Linked DNA regions of Mus musculus: region 2 is linked to region 1. A link is a loop called in an ENCODE intact Hi-C map of the cell type or tissue named here. Cell type or tissue: gastrocnemius. All regions are shown on one strand. Each heading gives the region's core, and the rest is flanking DNA. Links, peaks and the distances in the headings are about the cores only. Region 1 holds the start of Tbkbp1 (TBK1 binding protein 1). Region 2 overlaps Osbpl7 (oxysterol binding protein-like 7).

Region 1 (10,339 bases), core at 710-8,709:
GCAGCTTCTGAGCCACACAGACTCCCTCAGCCTCCTGACTCAGTACAGGGTGGATTCCGTAGGGCCAGAATGCAGCCAAGTCATGAGACTGGGTTAAAGACGGAATGACAGCCACCATGAGGGTCCAGCTACATATGGGGCTGGTAGTTCTTCTGTGGTCATGGCTATGGGTACAGTTGAGGGTCAGGATAAGAAATAGGGGTAAAAATCAGGCACAGTACAGTGTAAGGGCTGGGGACAGAATCAGGTGTGTGAGGAGAGGGACGCCAGAGAAAGGTCTGCCATGTGGTCAGAACCATCCCTGGATGCAGGCCTGTGAGAAACAGCATTCCCGGCCCTCCCAACCCTTCCATCTTTACCCATGGCTGCCCCTCGACGCCCCAGCCACCCCGCCCAGCAGGGGAATTTAGGGGCCAAACTTTCCACCCACCCACAGGCACACCCAGCATCAGTCTTCCCGCCTGCCAGACCCTCAGGGAGGGGACCACAGGCACCAGGCCGTGGAGCGGACTTGAGGTTGTGGGCTGGCGGAGGAGGAAGTCGCTTTGCAACAAGCCAGTGCTCCACCACTTCCTTTCCAGAGCCTTGAGCCCTCATGCTCCTCGACCAGCTAAGACTTGTGGTCCCCAGACCTGAGCTCTTCAGGGCAGCCTCTCTCTCCCAGGCAGAGTGAGGTGGCTAGGTGCCCAAAAGTTTCCCTGATACCGTGGGACTGAGTAGCTCACAGTGTGGCAGGAGCCAGGCTTCCTAGTTTGCCCAGGCCTGTCCCTGTTCACACTAGTTGCATAATTAACAATGTCCCCTTTCACTTTCAAAAGTGATGCAATTTGGTCAACAAATCACATGGTCACCCTCTTATAAAAGTCCTCCTACCTGCAGAACCACCCGAGCAGTCAACAGTGAGCCTGGTCACTCTAAGCTGGGACCTGCCTGGACTGCCCATCCCTGGCTCCTCAATGTCTTAGTGCCTCATGTTTATGAGAGTAAGATAAAGCTTTGTAGAGATAGCACCTCACCTCGGGTCCAGTCTAGACAGACAGGTGTGGGTGAGAAAGGCCACGTCAAAGCTTTGGCCTTTAAGGTACTGGATTAAGATTTAGTATGCTGGATGTAGTAGCTCATGTCTATAATCCGAGCACTTGGGAAGAAGAAAAAGGAGGACCACCATTAGTTAAAGGCCAGCCAAGGCTACATGGTGACATACTGTCTCAAAAAAAAAAAAAAAAAAAAAGACAAAAGCGCTGGCTATAGTAGCACACGCCTTTAATCCCAGCAGAGGCAGGCACATCTCTGAGAGTTCCAGTCCAGCCTAGTCTACATAGTGAGTTCCAGTACTGCCAGAGATACATAGTATGACCCTGTCTCAAAATAAATAAATGAATAAAATAAAATAAATAAAAACCTCAGTTGGTAGCACACTCTGTAACGTTTGAGCTTGGGAGGGAGACCTGGGGGAGCAAGGATTAGAAGGGCATCCTCAGCTCTCTAACAAGTTCAAAACTATGTGAACCTCTGTCTTAAAAAACAAAAACCAAACCAAAACTCTCTGACAAAGAACAACAAAAACCGCTCAGTGATAAGCGATAAGGTGTGCATGTCTCTACAGGGAGAAGGATGACAGGGGCCGCCCTCAGCTCTGGGCCCAGCCGGCAGCTGTGCACAGGGTGGAAATGCCTTCCAAACCCACAGTCCGCCAGACCAGCAGAGCCCCTGCCCACCCTCAGGGTGCCCTGTGGCTGCAAGTGCTAAGAGGTTAATTCTTTGTGCTCTGGGTACCAGGCCTAAGGAGACTTAAAGGAAAGGAAGTAGGGAGGGGGAGAAGTCTGGAGGAGGGGGCCCTGGGCTTACTGGCTCTGGGGGCAGGAGGCTAAGCTCAGGGTACATGGGGGTCTCCGACTTCCGTCCTGACCCACCCCACACTGCCCTTGACCTCTGTGCAGAGTTTCCATCCTCTCTCTTCTGAGTTCACACTTCCCCACCACTAACCACAGCCCACGCAGAGGCTTGTGGGTGGAGAGAGAGGGGTGGGAGGAGTGGGCGGAAAAGGCCCCAGGTTGCAACCTTGAGCCCCCCACATTAGGAAGAAAGAAAGGGCTGTAATTCACTATTTCCCCCTCATGACCCATAGTGAACTTCATCTTTTCACTGGGCCCCTCACCACCAAGACCTCACCTGACTTCCAGAGACGCGATCTACTTGGAGCCCTCCCTAAAATGCCTGTGTTCCCCAGCATTTGCCATCCTTTCAGCAGCCCCACCCAGGAATCCACAGGCTCGGAGGGGAGGAGACGGGGCATCCTCCACCTGCCATCTTGACTGGGACCTCCCTGGGTCCTTCCCTCCCTGAAAATCCTCACAAATTCAGTGAACTCCACTGCCCCCTCCTCCCTGCCTCCCTGCCTTCCTCTGTGGCCATTTGGCTCCCTGGGCTGGGCTATGACCACCAGGCAGCAAGCTCTCCACTAGAATCTTACCCGCAGGCCAGAGGATGCCAGCCTGGTGTGTCTGGCCTGGCGTCAGTCCTGCTTGCTGGGAACCACTGGTGGTTAGAGTTTGTGGGCCAGGAGCTGAGAACAAGGAACTGCCTGCCATGTCCACGGCCTACTCCTAAGCACAGACAGCCCCAGGACGGGGTTCCTACAGGCATTGGTGGAAGGAGGATCACTGTGATCACCTTGGCTGCCCCAGCGAACAAGCTGAGAAGGAAGGTACCTTTCAAGATAGGAAGATTTATACCGAGAGACAGGCTGAACTCAGGAGCTGCCCCCCTTCTCTAGGTAATTTGGTACCAGCATTTCACTCCCAGGAAAGCCCATCAATAAAATTCCCACTTGATATGGAGTCAGCGGAAGTAAATGGAAGAGGAGGGTTGCTGATCCTGGGAGCTGAAAGAGGTGACTGAGCCATCTTTAGGTGGGAGGATGGGCGGGAGCCCCAGGGAATTACCTAGTACCAAAAAGACTGAATTAATAAGAAAATAAAGCTACCAGGAGAGTAAGGACTTCCTTTGAGAATTGATCCTGTCACGCTGGGGCTGTCCAGAAGCACATAGGCTGAAGGGAAGGAATGAGCAGGCAGGGCCTGCTAGGCTGACAGAGATCCAGGGGGCTATGATCAAAGAAGCCACACACAAGCCTAAGGGGAGCCCACCACACCATGGGAGAATTGCCTCAGCCAGCTCCCTCAGGTCGGGAGGGAAGGGACTAGTTTGTCCAGAACAAGCAATGTGACTGACAGAACTTTGGAAACACCTTCTGAGATGGTGTTATCCATCCCTCGTCCCTTGCACACGCATCCCTGTTCCCTGAGGATCCTCCCCTCCCTGCCCCTTCCCAAGTTCTACTTCACCCTCCCCTCTCACATCTGACAGGAATGACTGACTGCCCAGGGTCCAGAGAGACAAAGGCCAGGCCTTTCCCCAACCCAGACCGAGTTCTTGGGATCAAAGCTGGTATGTCAGCCCTGTGAATTCCATTAAGCATGCATTCGTGTGTGTGTGTGTGTGTGTGTGTGTGTGTGTGTGTGTGTGTGTGTGTAACTTTCACTATGAGAAGGGGCTGGAACCACTGACTCCTAGTAGTGCCTTTGGCATAACTTCTGGGATGAGCAAGTATTTACACTATGTCGGTATGTGTGTGTTCCAGGTTTGAACATAGGGGCCTCAGTGGTCCCCGAGCCCCAGTCACAAGCTAGGGTGGACCCTTTCCACCAAGCTCCCTCCCAACCCCCACAGAAGCCTAGCTGAGGGAGGGGTCTCCCTCATCAGTCCCACACACTGGGTTCTCACCCTCTCTGGTTGTCACAGCTCCACCCAGGCCCTCACCCTGCAAGGGGGAGGAAGCAAGGGGTACCCCTGGCTGGCCAGGAGCAGAGAGGATACTGAGGAAACCTGTTGGAAGGGAGGGAGGGCCCTTGGGATCCTGGGAACTGGTTATGCTGTGTGAGGGAAGGCTAGCTCCTCCCTCTCTGAGCCTCAGTGTTCTCTGGTAAGGAATGTGTGGAACCTGTATCACCTGCCTCATCTCCCAGAGAGGAACTAAGCACAAGGAAGTTTAAGCAGTTTCTCAGAGTGGGGCGGCAGGCCTTGAAAGTCACCGGGCTCCGTGAGCACTCACCTCCCGTGCTGCTCAGCACATCCCAAGGCCCCACAGACACAGCTAGCTCCCCTCTACCCATCTCAAGCACTCCTCCCTTTAAATAAACAGACAAGGCAGGTCAGATCCTAAATGAGGGAGACTACCTCCCTCCTCACAAGTCAGAGTGGGTAACCTGACCCACGAAGTTTTGTTTCTAGTATACAAACTCAGTATAGAGAACACAGAACGGGGCGCAGTGCCACTGAGTACATCTCCCACCCCACAGGGTGAGAGGAGATGGGCCTGGTCCAGATTCAGACTACTTCAGAGTCCCTCCCCGTTTCCTGTGACAGGGGCAGAGTGGTAAGCAACCCAGGCGCCACACCCCAAGAGCTAGGAAGAGAGGTCACTGAAATCATGTGGACAGACGGAGGGCAAACGATGGAGCCCTGGGATAGTCCCCTAGCATATGGGGTCGAGAGGGCAAGGGCTAGATGTGACTTACTGATCATCCCCAACTCTCTTGACCCAAGCCATGTCACATTCCGACTGGTTGGAGGCCAGATCCTGAGGAGAGAAGCAAGAAGTCAGAGCCAGCTTCACTTCTGCCCAGACCCCTCCCTCCTCGGCTACTCTGTGCAGCTCCAAAGCACCCTTTACCTGGGCCCGGGTCTCCTGCAGTTGCTTCAGCTCTCCCTGAAGTCTCTCGCATTCCGCCTGGAGTTGCTCCTCCCGGAGCTGAGCCCCCCGAGCCTCCCCCTGCGCAGCCTCCAGGGCCTCTTCCAGGCGCCTCCTCTCCAGCTCGCTCACACTTACACTCGTAGGGCCAGGCCAACCTGCTGTCAGGAGACAAGATGATGTCGGGTAGGCTCTAGCTGCCCCAACTGACTCCCAGATCCGCACAAAGTGAAACCGGTATGGGCAGGGACTGAGAGGAGCCAGAAAGACAAACAACGAAGGAAGGAGCAGATACTATTCCAAGGGGACTAAGAATGGGCTTGTTGTAGATTCAATCAGGGAGGCCGGAGGAGAAACAAGAATGGGCTCAGGAAGGTGTCTCAGATTAGAACCAGCAGTCGGGAACATCCTCAGGGGCCTCTACTCATGACAGCCTAGGGGGACTGAGTGGGGACGCCCTCTGCTGGCACACCCGAGAATTGCACGATCTGAACGGCCAAGGGATATCAGTGGGAGAACTTGTGAAAAGTAGCTGGGGAGGAGGAACGGTTGGAGAGGAGAAGGGAATAATTATGAATAAATTTAAGATACTGAAGACACCAGCCTGGTGTGATATTATATGATTGTAATCCCAGCACTGGAGAGACAGAATAAGGAGTATTACTCCAAGTTCAGGGATAGCCTAGCGTACACAGTAAATACCAGACCAATTGGGCTATGTATCTTTAAACAAACAAACAAACAAATAGAAAAAAAGAAAGGAAAAAACCAGAAAGAAAAGGAAAAAAAAGAAGCATATTGCAATGGGGTTTTCGGCAAGCCAGAGGTGCCCAGTCACACTGAAATGGGAGTTAAACAGAGACATGGAGAGCAGGAAGGTAGGAGTCACTAAGATCTCACCATGACCCAAGGCAGGTCCCCCTCTCAGAGCCAGATAGTGCAGGTCCAAGTCAGGACAGGCTGAGGCGGGGACAGCTGGGGGGCTCAGGCTGGAGAAAGCTGCGTCCCGGAGGCCCTGCTGTTGCTGCAGCTGTTTCTCCAGACCACAGATCTGCCGTAGATGAGTCTCTACCAGGGCCCGCTGCAGGGAAGACAGACGGCCAAGGGTCTACAGAGCGCCAGGGAGCCCTGTGGTCTCCCAAACCCAAGAGTCCCCCAGGCTGGGCAGTCATCACTCTCCAGACTGGAGCACAGACAGCTGGAGTGTCCTACACTCACACGACAAGTGGTCACAGGTATGAAGGCTCCTCTCACAGCTCCTGCAATGCAGATGTTTCTGGCTACTGGTGCCGGCAAGGTCAGAGCCAAACCTCCTCTGGGTCTTATCACACAGAGACATTTATGCCAACACTGGGCTCCAGGTCCAGTCACCCCAAACCCTCAGGGATGTGACTTGCATTTGCATACAGGACTTAAGCACTTCTAAGCTTTGTCTACCTCCTGTATAAAATGGGGATAGCAGTACCACGCCTACCTCTTTGATTGTTGTGAGAGCTAAAATGAGTAAATGTGTGTAGAGGGATATGAACAGTGCCTGGCACGCTGCGACTACCAAGCAAACGTTCCTGACTATAAAAGGAAAACCGTTTTACACAAATGTCCCGTTGCCGTCACAGCAGCTTAGTGAGATGGCTTACCGTTTTTCTCTGCTTTTCAGATGAGGGGTGAGAGCTAAATAACTTGATCAAGGTCACAGCACAGGAGTTGGCAGAGACCTTATCTCCTGATACTGCCACCTGCCCACACACAAACGGCCACATGGCAACTCTCATCACGCTTGTGCTGGGACTATGGAGAGCTCTGGCACCTCTCTTGTCACTTATACCCTCTCCCAGACACTATACTATACTATAGGTACAGGGTTGATGCAGTGTGAGAGCCAAATACACACACACACACACACACACACACACACACACAGCATCCTAGCCCAAGGTACAGAGTCACCCATGACCCGGATGATACTGTCTCATTCACACGGCAAAGCAGGCATTCACAGACAGGGACGAGTGGATACAGGGAGTGTGCACGCAGCAGAGTGTGTGTGACACACAGGCAGCACACACTCATCGGGTTGGAATGCACGTAGAGAATCACATCACGTCAGATACCTCACACACACACACACACACACACACCCGCTCTCTGGGCCTCACCATCTCCCCCAGCTCTGTCTCCAAGTCGCTTTTCTCCACGCACAGTTTCTCGTAAGCCTGGATCATCTCCCCGAGCTGCTCCTCCTGCTCCTTACTCTTCTGCAACTGGGTAGGCCCGGAGAGGTGTGCCAGGGTCAGGACCAGCCTTGACAGGGAGCAGAGGGGGCTCCCAACCTCCCCAACCCTATTCCCAATAGAAACAGGAAGCGCTGAAGCTGATTTAGGGAAGGCGGGGGCAGGGCGGGGTTGAGGGCAAAGTGAGGGAAGCAGGAGGCTAAGGGAGTGGGGTTGGCTGGGAAGCGAAGCAAGGGCTTACCTCGTGTTGGAATTGGTTGAGTCGTTGCTGCAGACTGACCTTCTCCACCTCCAGCAGGGAGCCATCCTTGAGTTCATACAGAGGGAAGCCATGCTCCTCTCCAAAATCAGTGATCAGCGGATACTGTGGGAGGGTCGTCCTCTGAGAAGCCTGGCTTCCCATCCCAGGACCGCTCTGTCCCCCAACCCCACTGCCAGCTTCACAGGCGCCTCTCCCCGCCCCCTCCAATGGGACCCACCACTCCAAAGCTGGGCTCCTCCTCCACCCCTGAGATTGGCTGCAGGAGCAGAGCTCCTCATCCCCAAGGCAGCCACTTCTTCAGGGACCAGGCAGCCTCCAGTGCTGGCCACCTCTTGGGACCCTCCTGCCCTTGCAGGCAACTACAAGCTCAGCTCGCCATCACATCTAGGTTCTGACCTTGATCTCATAGACTTTGAGGCGACGGCGGAGGGTGGCATTCTCCCTCTCCAGGCCTCCTAGCCTTTCCTTGATGTCTCCGTAGGCTGTGATGAGGGCAAAGTGGGAGGCAGAACACATGTCCCCTCCCAGGGACGGGTCTCCAGGACCATCCAGCCACACCTCACTGGGCCCCAAGGCCTCTTGGGTCAGGATGCTGATGTCATCTTCAAACATGGACTCCATGGTAAGGGCTTCAGCCCACCCTGGGCCTCCTGAGAGTGCAGGAACAGAGTAAAGAGGACCACCTGCTCTTTGTTCCCAACTCTTCCATGCTGGTCTGAGGAACCTGTGGTAGCTGGGGAGCTTCAGCCAAGAGACAGATCTCACAACTAACTCTCTCTCTCTCTTCTCTCTCAAGTTTCTGCCCTATCCCCTGCTGTGACTGCTTATAGAAGGAAATGGAACCAGATAGACGTCATGAGTGGAGTGGGGGACAACTGATAAACAGGACCAAGGATCAGGGGCAGGGAGGAGAGACCTGTGGACAGATGGGAGGGAGGGCTGCTGTCCCAGCATTGGCACAGCCCAGAACCTGCCTAGACTACTCGGCTTGGTCTCCTCCCCAGACCTCCCTTTTCCCCAAGTACCTCGACAGCCGCCAAGATTCCCATCCCAGGCCTCTGTCGCCTGCTCCTAAGGAAGGCTAGTCCCGCTAGGCAGCCTGGCCTCTGTGGCCCCCGCCCAACTTCCTCCCGCAGGATCCCAGAGTTCAGGAAAAGGAAGTGCCTCCCCAAGTGCGCCGGGGCTGTGGCAACCGTCCAGGCGCAGACCTACAGGAAGTCCTTGGCTGAGTGTCAGAGGCAGCAAACTGGGCAAGGGGGCCTAGGAGAACCGAGACCATTAAGGGAGACTCCAGCTTGTCCTATTGTGCCTGCACTCAGGGAAATGGGGAGCCCTGGGAGGGGGGCAGGAATGACTCAGGGCTCCCAAAACGAGTAGGCAGCGAGGGGGTGCGTGTGTACATCTCCGGGCCCTTGTTTATGAATGTGTGGCTGTGGCTGCCATGTGGGGGGGAGTGTGTGTCTGTGAATGAGTGTAGGTGTGCCGCCGTCAATGAGTGCTTTTGCGGGGCGGAGGACCGGGGTCAGCGCGGAGTTCGGGAGTGACCAGAGGTTGTGTATGTGTGTGTGTGTACGTGTGTGTGCGCGCGCGCGCGTGTGAGCACGCGTGCGTGAGCGTGTGGGTAGGGTGGGCACGTTCGGGCCGAGTGTCACGTGAGGCACTATGGGAATGTCCGAGGTGTGTGCGCGCGCTGGAGCGTGTGTGCGCTCCGGCGAGGGGGCTCGGTCCGAAGGCGCGAGTTCCGACAGTGCAGGCCTCGGGTCCCCCATCCCCCAGCCTCGGCTAAGTGCCGGAGCGACAGACGCGTGTGACAGGTCTGAGTAAGGAGCGTGTGCGCGTGTTTGAAGGGCTGGCCCCACCTTTAACCCTCTCTTGCCCACGCCACCCCTCCCCCTACTCTGCCGACCAGAGCTCACTACACACCCCACCCCCATCCCTGCCCACGATCTCCGGCCATCACCCCCACTCTCGAGGACTCCGTGTCCCCACACACCCCGGCCGTGCGACCCGAGCTGCCTTCCTCCGCATCCTGGGGCCGCGCGCCGAGCGCCCGCGCAGGCTACTGGGGAGGGGGCGCCCGTCCCCGCCTGGCCCCTCCGGCGGCCCCTTTAAGAGCGGCTCTTTAAACCCCCTCGGGCTCGGCGGACAGAAACTGTCGCCCCTCCCCTCTGTGGGGCCGAGACCGCGCAGCCCCCTCCCCCACCGCGGCCGGGCTCCGGGCGGGCTACTGAGCGGCAGCCGCCCCGCAGGCCGGAGGCTGCGGGCAGCGGCGCAGGACCCTTCCCCACTCTGCTCCCGGGCGCAGCGCCCGCCCACCCGCGCCCGGGCCCCGGCCTCCCGCGCCCCAAGCCGCCCCGGCCCGCCGCGCCCCTCCCCCTCCCCCAGCCCGGGCCCCGGCCCGCACTCACGGCTGCCGCGGGCTCCTGCTCGCAGTCGCAGCGCACCCCTCCGCCGGCTCCCTCCCCTGACGGGCCCCAGCGCCCCCACCCCCTGGCACCGCGCGCCGCTCCGCGCCCTGCCGCCGCCGCCGGGTCTCTCCCCACCCCCTCCCCTCCCCTCCCGGCCCCCTCCCTCCCGCTCGCCCGCCCCGCTCCTCCTCCGCCGCCGCCGCCGCCGTCTCCTCCGCCTCCTCCTCCCCGGCTGCTCCGGGTCTCTCCAGCTGGACCGGCGCCCGGGACCCCGCGGTTGCCACCACCACGTGGCGAGGGGCGGCGGCCCCCGCGGTGCGGTCCGGCTGAGGCTGGCAGCGCGCCGGGCGCCCACCAGCTCCCCGCCGTGCGGCCTCCCCTCCCCGCCGACCGGCGCAGTGTCTGCGGACCGTGTGCTGGGGCGCCTCGGGGCAGGACTTGGGGTTGCACATTTTGGAAAGAAGTGGAGCTGTTTATTTGGGGGAAATATTTTTATTTTTTTATTGGTCTTCGGAGAAGAAACATCACTAGACTATGTACTCTTTGCTCTCGTAGGAAGGGGCATCGAAGTAATCTATCTATTTGAACACAGAGACATTAGAGTTAAATCTAACTTTGAAAGTGAGCGTGAACTAAGGAGATAAAATGTTCATTTGGGAAGACGGACATCCCTTCCAAGCCCTTT
Region 2 (10,339 bases), core at 1,223-9,222, 73 kb before region 1:
CTGCTCCCCATTTCAGTGCCTTCCTTGGACACAGAGGGCCCCTTGATGCTCCCCAGACTTCCCGTGCCCGGGGCGCTGGCTGTGCTGTAAGGTTGGAGTGAGTGAAGGAGAGGAGATGCCCCCTTCCCGTCTGTTTGTCCTCTCTTCCAGCATCTTCCCTGTGCCCTGACCCATCCCCTTGTCCTGCATCCCCTTCTCCCAAACGGCAAAGCACCCGCAGCTTCAGCTCCTCCGTTCCCTGCTCCACCAGTGGTCCCTTCAGGCTCAGCTTAGCAGAAGTCCCAAGAGATGGGGAGCAGTCTGGGGTGCCTGGCCTCAGATTCACCCAGGAGGGAGTGAGCCAGTATGAGTGTAAGTTTGTGTAGGAGTGTGAGTGTGTGTGTCCTGCTTGCCGGCGAGCGGGATTCCTAATGTAGCCAGGACACCTCCGCTGCTGCTGGTGTCTGTCACTCTGTTGCTGCTCATTTTCTCAGTTTGCCTGAGTCAGGTGAATTGCTCTTACATTCCAAGCTCCAATAAAGACTGTCCTAGACTTTGGCCTGTGACCACTCATTGAAAACCACAGGTTCTCAAGCTCTGGGGGAAGCTCATAGCCACTGCTGTAGATTGACTCGTGACCCTCTAAAAGGTTCATCTCCAAAGGAGCAGGGATGTAGCTCAGGGGCAGAGTGATGGCCTAGCACACAGAAAGTCAATCCTGGGTTCAGTCCTCAGCACTGACCAAGGACTGGGGTAAGACCTTGACAAACGTTAACTTGTTTGGGCCAGCATTATGGCTCAAGGGAGAGCTAGGTGTGGTGGCACACGCCTTTGATCCCAGCACTTGAGAGGCAGAGCTAGGCGGGTCTCTGTGAGTTCAAGGCCAGCCTGGTCTGTAGAGTGAGTTTCAGGATAGCCAGGGCTGTTACACAGAGAAACCCTGTCTCAAAAAAAGCAAACAAAACAAAGTAAAAGTTGTCTCAGGGATAAAGACACTTTGTTATACAAGTATGCTGGTCTGAGTCTGATCTATGGAAACCATGGATCACACACACACACACACACAATGTTTTTAATTCCTGGAACTGTGGCCTTTGGAAGCAGGGACTTGGCAGACCAACTGGTTCCTTGTGTGAACAAGAAAGTTGGCCACAGGGAAGAGCACTGTGGGAAGTGGGCCATTCAGGGCCATTGCACTATGGGTGGTGGGCAAACTGACAGGAGGCCTCCACAGGCAGGACCATCCAGCATGCTGTAAACCAGCAGAGGCAGACGGTGTCTGAGTCCCTGAGAAGGAGCTGGCCCTGCTGACATACTGGCTTTCAGATCTCTGGCTTTGGCTGTAGGTTTTCATTTGTCTAGTTTGTGTATATGTGTGTGTGTATGTGTGTGTGTGTATGTGTGTGTGTGTGTACAGGTGTGGGTGTGCACATATTTTCATATGAAGATCAGAGGACAACCTCAGGTATCTTTCCTCTGGAACCTTCTATCTTTTATTTGAGATTGGGTCTCATTGATCTGGAACATCTATAGGCTAGCTGGCCAGTGAGACCCAAGACACTCCCTGTATCTATCTCTGTGGCAGTTTAAATACACTTGGCCCAGGAAGTGGCACTATTAGAAGGTGTGGCCTTGTTGGAGGAAGTGTGTCCCTGGGCTTGGACTTTAAGACCCTCCGAGATGCCTGGAAGCCAGTCTTCTGTTTGCCTTCCAGTAAAATAAAGAACTCTCAGCTCCTCTAGACACTGGACACTCCCATCATTCCTGCTATGATTATAATGGACCGAACCTCTGAGACTGTAGGACAGCCCCAGTGAAATGTTGTTTCTGTAAGAGTTGCCGTATGGTGACCCTTCACAGCGATGAAACCCTAACTAAGGCGATCTCCCATCTTATCCCCAGTGAGATCACAGCATGAACTGTTCTGGGAAACGAGTGTGGGTCCTTGGCACTTACAAGGCACACACTTTACTTACTGAGCCATCAGTCTGTCTGCCTACCTTCCTGTCGGTCTTTCTCTGTCTGTCTCTGTCTGTCTGTCTGTCTGTGTGTTTGTGTGTGTCTCCAGTTGTCTTTTTTGAGACAGAGTGTCTATGCTCTACCCAGACTCCCTGTGAAACCCTAAGTAGTCCAGGATGGCCTTGAATGTGCAGTGTTCAGCAATCTTTTTGTCTCAGCCTCTTGAACACAGACATTGCCTGAGCCACCAATCCCAGCTCCCGAGAGTGATGTTTCAAATGAACAGCTTTCCTGCTTAAAATGCCCGATCACCTCCACCTCCCCCCCCCACCCCCACCCCCTGGTGCCCAGAAGCCTGTGCGAGCTGAAGCAAAAGGCTGTGGAGACTTCTGCACAGGCTTTTTCTCCTCTATCCCCCGTCTAAAGGAAGAGTGGGTTCTGCATTGGCAGGGACTTCTGTTGGTGGCAGAGGATTTTTTTTTTTGTTCTGTTTTAAGATATGTTCTAATGTTACCAAGGCTGATCTGGAACTCGCTCTGTAGCCCAGGCTAGTCTTGAACTCACAGTAGCCCTCCTACCTCAGCCTCCCAAGTACCAAGGCCACAAGCGTGAACCATTATGGCCAGTGGCATTATGATCGCACCAGCAGTTATTAGATTGGTTTCATCTCGTCAAATTAGAGTCTATTTTTTGTGTTTGGTTTGGTTTAGACTTATTTATTTTATGTGAATACACTGTCACTCTTCAGACACACCAGAAGAGGGCATCAGATCCCATTACAGATGGTTGTGAGCCACCATGTTGTTGCTGGGAATTGAACTCAGGACCTCTGGAAGAGCAGCCAGTGCTCTTAACCACTGAGCCATCTCTCCAGCCCAGACAGTCTTGCTATGTGGTCTGGCCTTGAACTTGTGATCCTCCTGCCTCCCATCTCCAGTTTATTTATGGAGACTATTAACATGAACACACTTGACCTAACACCATATGCCAGAAATAACTCCAGGGCCCATCCCCCAAGCCAGCTGAAGCCTACATACATCAGGACCTTTTTATAACACTGAGCACACTCTCCCTCCATCCCCCACCTTCCTCTCAGAGCAGCAGAACACCAGCGAGACCAACCTGCATCCAACCTCCTCTACATAGTCAAAGAGCTGGGGTTTGAAATAGACCCATGTCCAATATTAAAGTCCCTGAGAGGTGAGGACTAGGTCTTCTATAGCGTCTGCATCTCAACTGTGTGTCCTCTCTCTCAGTGGAAGGCAGGTGCCAGCTGAGCAGGTGCAGGTGGGAACAAGGCGACAAGATAAGGCTATGATCATCTTTACTGGTCCCATATGTCTGCTTCCTTCAGAAAGGCCCTTTTCTTTCTTTTTCAATCGCATTTGGAGACAGAGTGCTCCTGTGTCCTGGAGCTGGATTTCAGCTTGAAATCCTCTGGCCTGCCAAATGCTGAAATGCACTGACACACCAGAGTTTAGCTATAGTGGGCCTTCCCCACTTTCTGAGACAGGGTTTTGTTAGATAGCCCAGGTTGGCCCTGTACTCAAGGCAGTCCCTACTGTCTCAGCCTCCCGAATTCCAGGATAATAGGTGTATGGACACCCACTGCCCCATCCCTGACAGGGTCTGCTGGGTTGTTACTGACACGATCAGGTGCCAGCCTGAGAGTTGGTGGTCTGGCTCTGGATGGGATCTGTAGAGAGGGTTCAGGGCCTACGGCAGCCATTCAAATAGACAGGGATCATCTTTTACTGCTCAATAGAAAGGAATGGCCATCACCACTCTCAGGCCCCTAAGTAGGGTCCTGACAGCACTGTTAACTGCTGGTCCTCAGGACAGACCTAAACATCTGGCTTTGGCTGGAAAGCAGGGCCAGATGAGGTAAAGGGGACGCATGTGGACTTCATGATCTAAAATCTTGACTCAGCTTGAAGCAAAGCTGTGTGTTAAGCCAAGCCCCTTCCATGGTGGACAAAGGGGAAGAAGAGACCTGACCGTAGGGGAGCGCCCGGGACCGCAGTGGTGAGGTCACTGCCCTCTTACTCCAGATGCCTCGGATCTTCCAACCACACACAGCTCTACCTGAAAATACATTTGCCATTTTTAATTTTGTTACTGAAAATATGACGGAGATACCTAAGTTGCATTTAGAAAGAAAAAAAAAAAAGCCCAAAATATTCCAAGAAAAGTTGTTTTACACAGGCAATTCCAGACAGGAGGCCCCAAGTCATCGATCTGGTACATTCTAGATTCATAATATGAAAGGTACCTCAAAATGAAGTATCTGTCTCCAGGAAGGAAGTGGGTGGGCTGAGCTATGGGAATGGTATGGGTAGGAGAATGGACTGGAAGGGTCGGGACACTGCTGGAAGGAGAGGAGAGCAGACACACACACACACACACACACACACAAAAAGAGCAATTCTCAAAGAATCCTCAAGAGGGCGCCTGGCACTCTAGAAATGAACAATTTTGCCATACACAGAGACTCAAAGTATTCCAAGCATGTGACTATTGTCACTGTTAAATCAGAGCAGAAGAAATGACATCCAGTGTACATCCTGTGAATGTCCACTTAGATCACCTCTGCCCCACCATAACTCAGAGCACTGGAGAGAAACTTCTCATTCTTGTAGACCCCAACCACACCTGGACGCCACTGGAGGGTAGCTGGGCCTCTCTACCAGGTCACAGGGCTCTGGGACAGCGGGGCCAGGACCTTCTACCCTTGAAGCTGCCAGAAGAGGACTTTTCCTTAGGTTATATGAACAACTCTCCTGAGCCCCACAACCCACACATCCTGGAACTGGGACCCTAAATGTAACCTCTGGACTTCCTTTTGGTAAGGCAGATAAAGGAGGACATACAAAGGATGTTCCAGGTTAACCAGACTTTTAGGACACAAGCTCTTGCAGCCTGAACAGATAGATGTACTTGGCCACTCATCCCAATACGCCAACCAAAGGGATGAAGAAAGGGGGCAGGGCAGAGTTTTAATCAGTGCACACGGAGAAAAGGAACATACAGTGTAGTCCAGCTATGCCTGCGTTCATCTTCATGCACTGACATGAAGCTTTGAGTTAAAGCAGACAACAGGGAGGCTGGAGAGGTTAAGAGCACTGGTTGCTGCTCTTCCAGAGGTCCTGAGTTCAATTCCCAGGGCCCACATGGTGGCTCACAACCATCTGTAATGAGATCTGATGCCCTCTTCTGGGTGTGTCTGAGGACAGATCACTCATATACACAAGAATAAGTAAGTCTAAAAAGTACAGGGAGGGCCGGGCGTGGTGGCACACGCCTTTAATCCCAGCACTCGGGAGGCAGAGGCAGGAGGATTTCTGAGTTCGAGGCCAGCCTGGTCTACAAAGTGAGTTCCAGGACAGCCAGGACTATACAGAGAAACCCTGTCAAAAAAACCGAGCTGTATGGTGGCTGGCGGTGGCTGGAGACCTTCAGGTGCCTTCTTGGCCACTGTATGTGATACCTCAGATGTTCTTATCTTTGTGCCTTCAGCCTTAAGGAAGAATGAGGTTAGGTGTTACCAGTTTCTAGGTGACATCCCTGAGAACACCTATTGTAGAGGCCATCAGGGGACCCCAAATAAAGGTCAAGGTCACGGGAGAATCCAGGCTTTCCTCCTGCTCCTAACCACCTGGTGGACTCAAATGAAGAGTCAGCATTAAAAAAAAAAAAAGATTTATTTATTTATTTTATGTGACTGCACTGTATCTGTCTTCAGACACATCAGAAGAGGGCAACAGATCTCCTTACAGATGGTTGTGAGCCACCATGTGGCTGCTGGGATTTGAACTCAGGACCTCTGGAAGAGCAGTCAGTGCTCCTAACTGCTGAGCCATCTCTCCAGCCCTAGTCAGTATTTTTTGTTTTTGTTTTTCCCAAAAGTGATTCTTGTACAGCAAAGCACTTGGTGTGCAGGAAGACAGAAAGCTCCAGCAGGAAGACCACAGCTGACGAAGAAGGCAGGTGAAGCCGAGCGCAAATAGACCCCTGAACCATCACCCTACCATCTTCAGCCATCAGTGTAGCCGGAAACCGAGGACCCCGAGCCAGGCTTTGCAGGCACATGGGTAGAGATTTCTCTCAGCTACTTACTTGGCTGAACCATGGCGTCAGTTGCCAGATGGCCTTGCTCAGTTCCCACTCCAGAGCTGGTGATAGAGACTCCTTATCCACCATGTTGTAAACACACACGTGTGTCCTCCCTCCCTCTCTTCCTCCCTCCCTCCCTCCCTCCTTTGTTTGTTTTTTTTCTTCCTTTTTTTGGAGACAGAATCTCACTATGTAGCCTTAGCTGACTTTGAACTCACAGAAGTCCACCTGTGTCTCTCTACCTCCCAAGTGTGGGACTAAGGGTGGGTACCACCATGCCCAGCACCCTCTCTTCTTTTGAAACAAGGCTGGCTCTACCCTTCACTGTGGGAAGGCGGCTTGAACCCCTGCCCCCCCTGCCTTGACCATCTCCCAAAGCTAAGATTGTAAGCATGTGTCACTCTGCCCCCTTTCTCCATCTGTCCTAGTCAGGGTTTCTGTTCCTGCACACAACACCATGACCAAGAAGCAGTTGGGGAGGAAAGGGTTTATTCAGCTTACACTTTCCACGTTGCTGTTCATCACTTAAGGAAGTCAGGACTGGAACTCAAGCAGGTCAGGGAGCAGGAGCTGATGCAGAGGCCATGGAGGAATGTTTCTTACTGGCTTGCTTCCCCTGGCTTGCTCAGCTTGCTTTCTTATAGAACCCAGGACCACCAGCCCACGATAGCACCACCCACAAGGGGCCCTCCCACCCTTGATCAATAATTGAGAAAATGCCTTACAGCTGGATCTCATGGAGGAATTTCCTCAAGGGAGGCTCCTTTCTCTGTGATAACTCCAGCTTGTGTCAAGTTGACACACAAAACAGCCAGTACACCATCTCTCTGCTTTTTCCAGAATTCTCATCTTACTCTCTTAGTGCAGAAACTCAAACCCAGAGCCTGTGTGTTGGAAAAGCAGGCCGCCGCTCCGCTGTGCCCCCACCCCTTGCACCGACTAGACCTTCCAACTTATGATGATGATCATAAAATACAATACACTTTCCGTAATTTTTTGAGACAGGATCTTGCTATGTAGCCCCCTGCCCTCCCCCCCCCCCCGCTAACCTTGTGCTCACTCTCTTCCTCTGCCTCCCACGCCAGGATTACAGGTGATTTTTTACAAAATGTGAAATAAAAGCTACATATTATAATTGTTACTGGATGGCACTAGCGTGATCCAAGAGCATAAAAAAACATTTTAGCCAAAACAAGCAAGAGATGTTTGTTAATGCCTTCATTTCCTGAGGGCATTTTGAGGTACTATTTATTCTGAAATAGGAAAATGGGGCGTTATATTCTGTAGGATTGACAGTAGATTTCTGGTTGTTGCAAAGACATCAAGTTAGGAGCTGGGGCTTGGTGGGTGGCAAGCTTACGGGGTACATGCAAAGCCCTGGGTTTGATCCCCAGCACTGAATAAAGCGGGGGAGGTATAGATTTGTAATGTCAGCATTCGGGCACCAGAGGCAAAGGAATCATAACTCCAAGGTCATCTTCAGCTACATCCTGAGAACATCCTGGGCTACATGAGACCCTGCCATGAGCAAACAAAAGACAAGCAACAACAATAAAAGCTGCCAAATTAACTGAATGCGCTGGCTCACTGCCTCTCCCAACCCACCAATGCCTTGGGCTAAGACGATGTCAGTATTTCCCCCATTTAAAATGACATCTATTACAGACGCCATTTATTTAGACATATATCTCGGGGTAAGAACATTCTTGGAGCTGGTGGCTGCCTAGAAGCTAAGAGTGGTTAGAATTCCATCCCCAGCAACCACACCAGGCAGCTCACAACCACTCGTACCCCTACTTCAGGGGATCCAGTCCCTCTTCTAGCCTCCATGGGTACACACATGCATGTGCATTAGCGCACGCGCGCGCGCGCGCGCACACACACACACACACACCCATACGCCCATAAATCAGTAATCTACTAAGATGTTTTCTTCACAGCTGTCTTTCCTCCTGCGATTTGTTTGTTTGTTTGTTTGTTTTTCGAGACAAGGTTTCTCTGTGTAGCCCTGGCTGTCCTGGGACTCACTCTGTAGAGATGTCCTGGAACTCAGAAATCCTCCTGCCTCTGTTTCCTAAGTGCTGAAATTAAAGGCGTGCACCACCACTGCCCGGATTCCCCCTGCTTTTAATAGTGTTGGAGATCAAACCTGGGGCCTTATGCATGTTAGTTAAGCAAGCATTCATTGTTGAGCTGTATAGTCCCAGCCGAGAGGTTTTTTCTTTCTTTTTCTTTTTAATTTATTTATTATTATATCCAAGTACACTATAGCTGTCTTCAGATGCACCAGAAGAGGGCATCAGATCTCATTATGGATGGTTGTGAGCCACCATGTGGTTGCTGGGATTTGAACTCAGGACCTTCAGAAGAGCAGTCAGCACTTTTAACCACTGAGCCATCTCTCCAGCCCCAATATTTTTGGTTCTAAGTGGGGTTGTTTTTGTTTGTTTGTTTGTTTGTTTTTTGTTTTTGGAGACAGGGTTTCTCTGTATAGCTCTGGCTGTCCTGAAACTCACTTTGTAGACCAGGCTGGCCTCGAACTCAGAAATCTGCCTGCCTCTGCCTCCCAAGTGCTGTGGTTAAAGGCATGCGCCACCACCGCCCAGCTTCTTTTTCTTTTTTTGCATTTTATTTATTTTTTTCTAAGACAGGGTTTCTCTGTGCAGCCCTGGCTATTCTGGAACTCACTCTGCAGACCAGGCTGGCCTTGAACTCAGGAATCCATCTGTCTTCTGAGTTTTGGGATTAAAGGCCACCACCACCCTGGTAAGGTGTTGTTTCTTAAAATTCAAATTAACACTGAATTGAAAAATAGTCTTTGAAGTGGAAATGTCTGGTTTCTTTGGAAAGTCAGTTATGTCAAACAATGCTTTCCTGAAGCAGACACGAGTGAAAGGATTTTTGCTGAAGCAAACACGTGGAAACCGACACATGATGTTAAGAAGGACTCAACGTACGGTGGGCGGTGCTGGATGGTATTGCTATGCCTTGCCATTCCTTAATGATCATCGTTTGTTTGCCGGGACTTCAGAGAAAGAAATACACCAAAAAACTTCTGGTGGCATTCTGGAGCAGTGTCTCGCCTTTTGGCAGAGTGATGTCAGTTGATACAGACCTATATGGGGGTTTTATAAGACAGACTGACAAGGTAAAGGAAAAGCTCGTGGGGAGACAAGGCCCATGCGTGAAAAGACGCGTGATGCTTGCAGGGAGTATAAATAGGACTCAATGGACAATGACGTGGGGTGGGTTGTATAGCAAGCTTTGTGACACTTTGTTGGTCTGGATCGTCACTTTATTGAGAGATGCACAGCAGAGAACTTCTCTTGGTGTCCCTGCCAGACCTGGTCACTCCTGCTGACTGGTGCCGATTTGGCAGAGGCCTGGCTATTTCTGCTGGGTCCTGCCACTGTGCTGATGCGTGTTTGCTATCCTGACACTACTGAACTAGACTGCTGCTATAAATCCTGACAGCACAGGTTGAATTTGCTCCAAAGACTATTTCTTTTCTTTTCTTTTTTTTTAGATTTATTTATTTATTATATGTAAGTACACTGTAGCTGTCTTCAGACACTCCAGAAGAGGGAGTCAGATCTCGTTACGGATGGTTGTGAGCCACCATGTGGTTGCTGGGATTTGAACTCTGGACCTTCGGAAGAGCAGTCGGGTGCTCTTACCTACTGAGCCGTCTCACCAGCCCCCAAAGACTATTTCTAAACAGGCCCACTTCCCCCATATCCTAACAACCTTTCTTTCCCACTACCTCTAGTGGGTGGTGGGCTAGAAGGGAGGTTAAAGCATTTATGAACCCTTATGAAAAGTAGGATTTGGGGCTGGTGAGATGGCTCAACAGGTAAGAGCACCCGACTGCTCTTCTGAAGGTCCTGAGTTCAAATCCCAGCAACCACATGGTGGCTCACAACCATCTGTAACGAGATCTGACTCCCTCTTCTGGTGTGTCTGAAGGCAGCTACAGTGTACTTACATATAATAAAAAAAAAAATTAATTAATTAAAAAAAAAAGAAAAGTAGGATTTGAAAAACAAATCAAAGCCAACAATTCTTCTACACCTGTGGAGTCGGTCACTGTTTTGCTCTGTTGATCTGATATAAGGAAGAAAGATTTTTTTTCCATTTTATCATTTAGTTCAATCATAAGTATTTCAAAATTCCCACACTGCTTTCTTCTTTGACCCATGAATTATTCAGAGGTGTTCTCATTTTCAAATATATGGTGACTGGTGTTTGTCTTCATTATTAAAATTTTAACATAATTGGATTGTGGTCA

Evidence for each region. Hi-C counts contacts between places; a loop is a spot of excess contacts. Peaks named below come from ENCODE experiments on the same cell type or tissue, not always from the same donor. Only the 100,000 strongest peaks of a DNase experiment are listed, where the experiment ranks them.
Region 2: a loop joins it to region 1, with 9 times the contacts of the local background. A loop is called at or near these places in 14 of 42 quality-filtered maps.

Annotation. Positions count from the first base shown.
Region 1 is chr11:97,141,720-97,152,058 of GRCm38, forward strand. Tbkbp1 (TBK1 binding protein 1) reads right to left here and starts at 8,356. Exons shown (of 10, transcript NM_001372531.1): 1 at 8,272-8,356; 2 at 7,643-7,896; 3 at 7,226-7,348; 4 at 6,910-7,014; 5 at 5,654-5,834; 6 at 4,736-4,914; 7 at 4,581-4,642. The coding sequence starts at 7,867. Mir7235 (microRNA 7235) reads right to left here and starts at 4,700; the gene lies at 4,645-4,700. In gastrocnemius, for the core only: a CTCF peak has its summit at 5,215 (motif pointing left); DNase peaks (open chromatin) are centred at 5,215, 6,518, 7,535, 7,742 and 1 more place; H3K4me3 peaks cover 1,903 bases; H3K27ac peaks cover 2,008 bases.
Region 2 is chr11:97,068,368-97,078,706 of GRCm38, forward strand. Osbpl7 (oxysterol binding protein-like 7) reads left to right here. Exons shown (of 23, transcript NM_001310509.2): 23 at 1-537. Among named protein-coding and RNA genes, the nearest start is that of Mir8103, 9.8 kb to the left of the region's middle. In gastrocnemius, for the core only: a CTCF peak has its summit at 4,380 (motif pointing right); a DNase peak (open chromatin) is centred at 4,367; H3K27ac peaks cover 2,016 bases.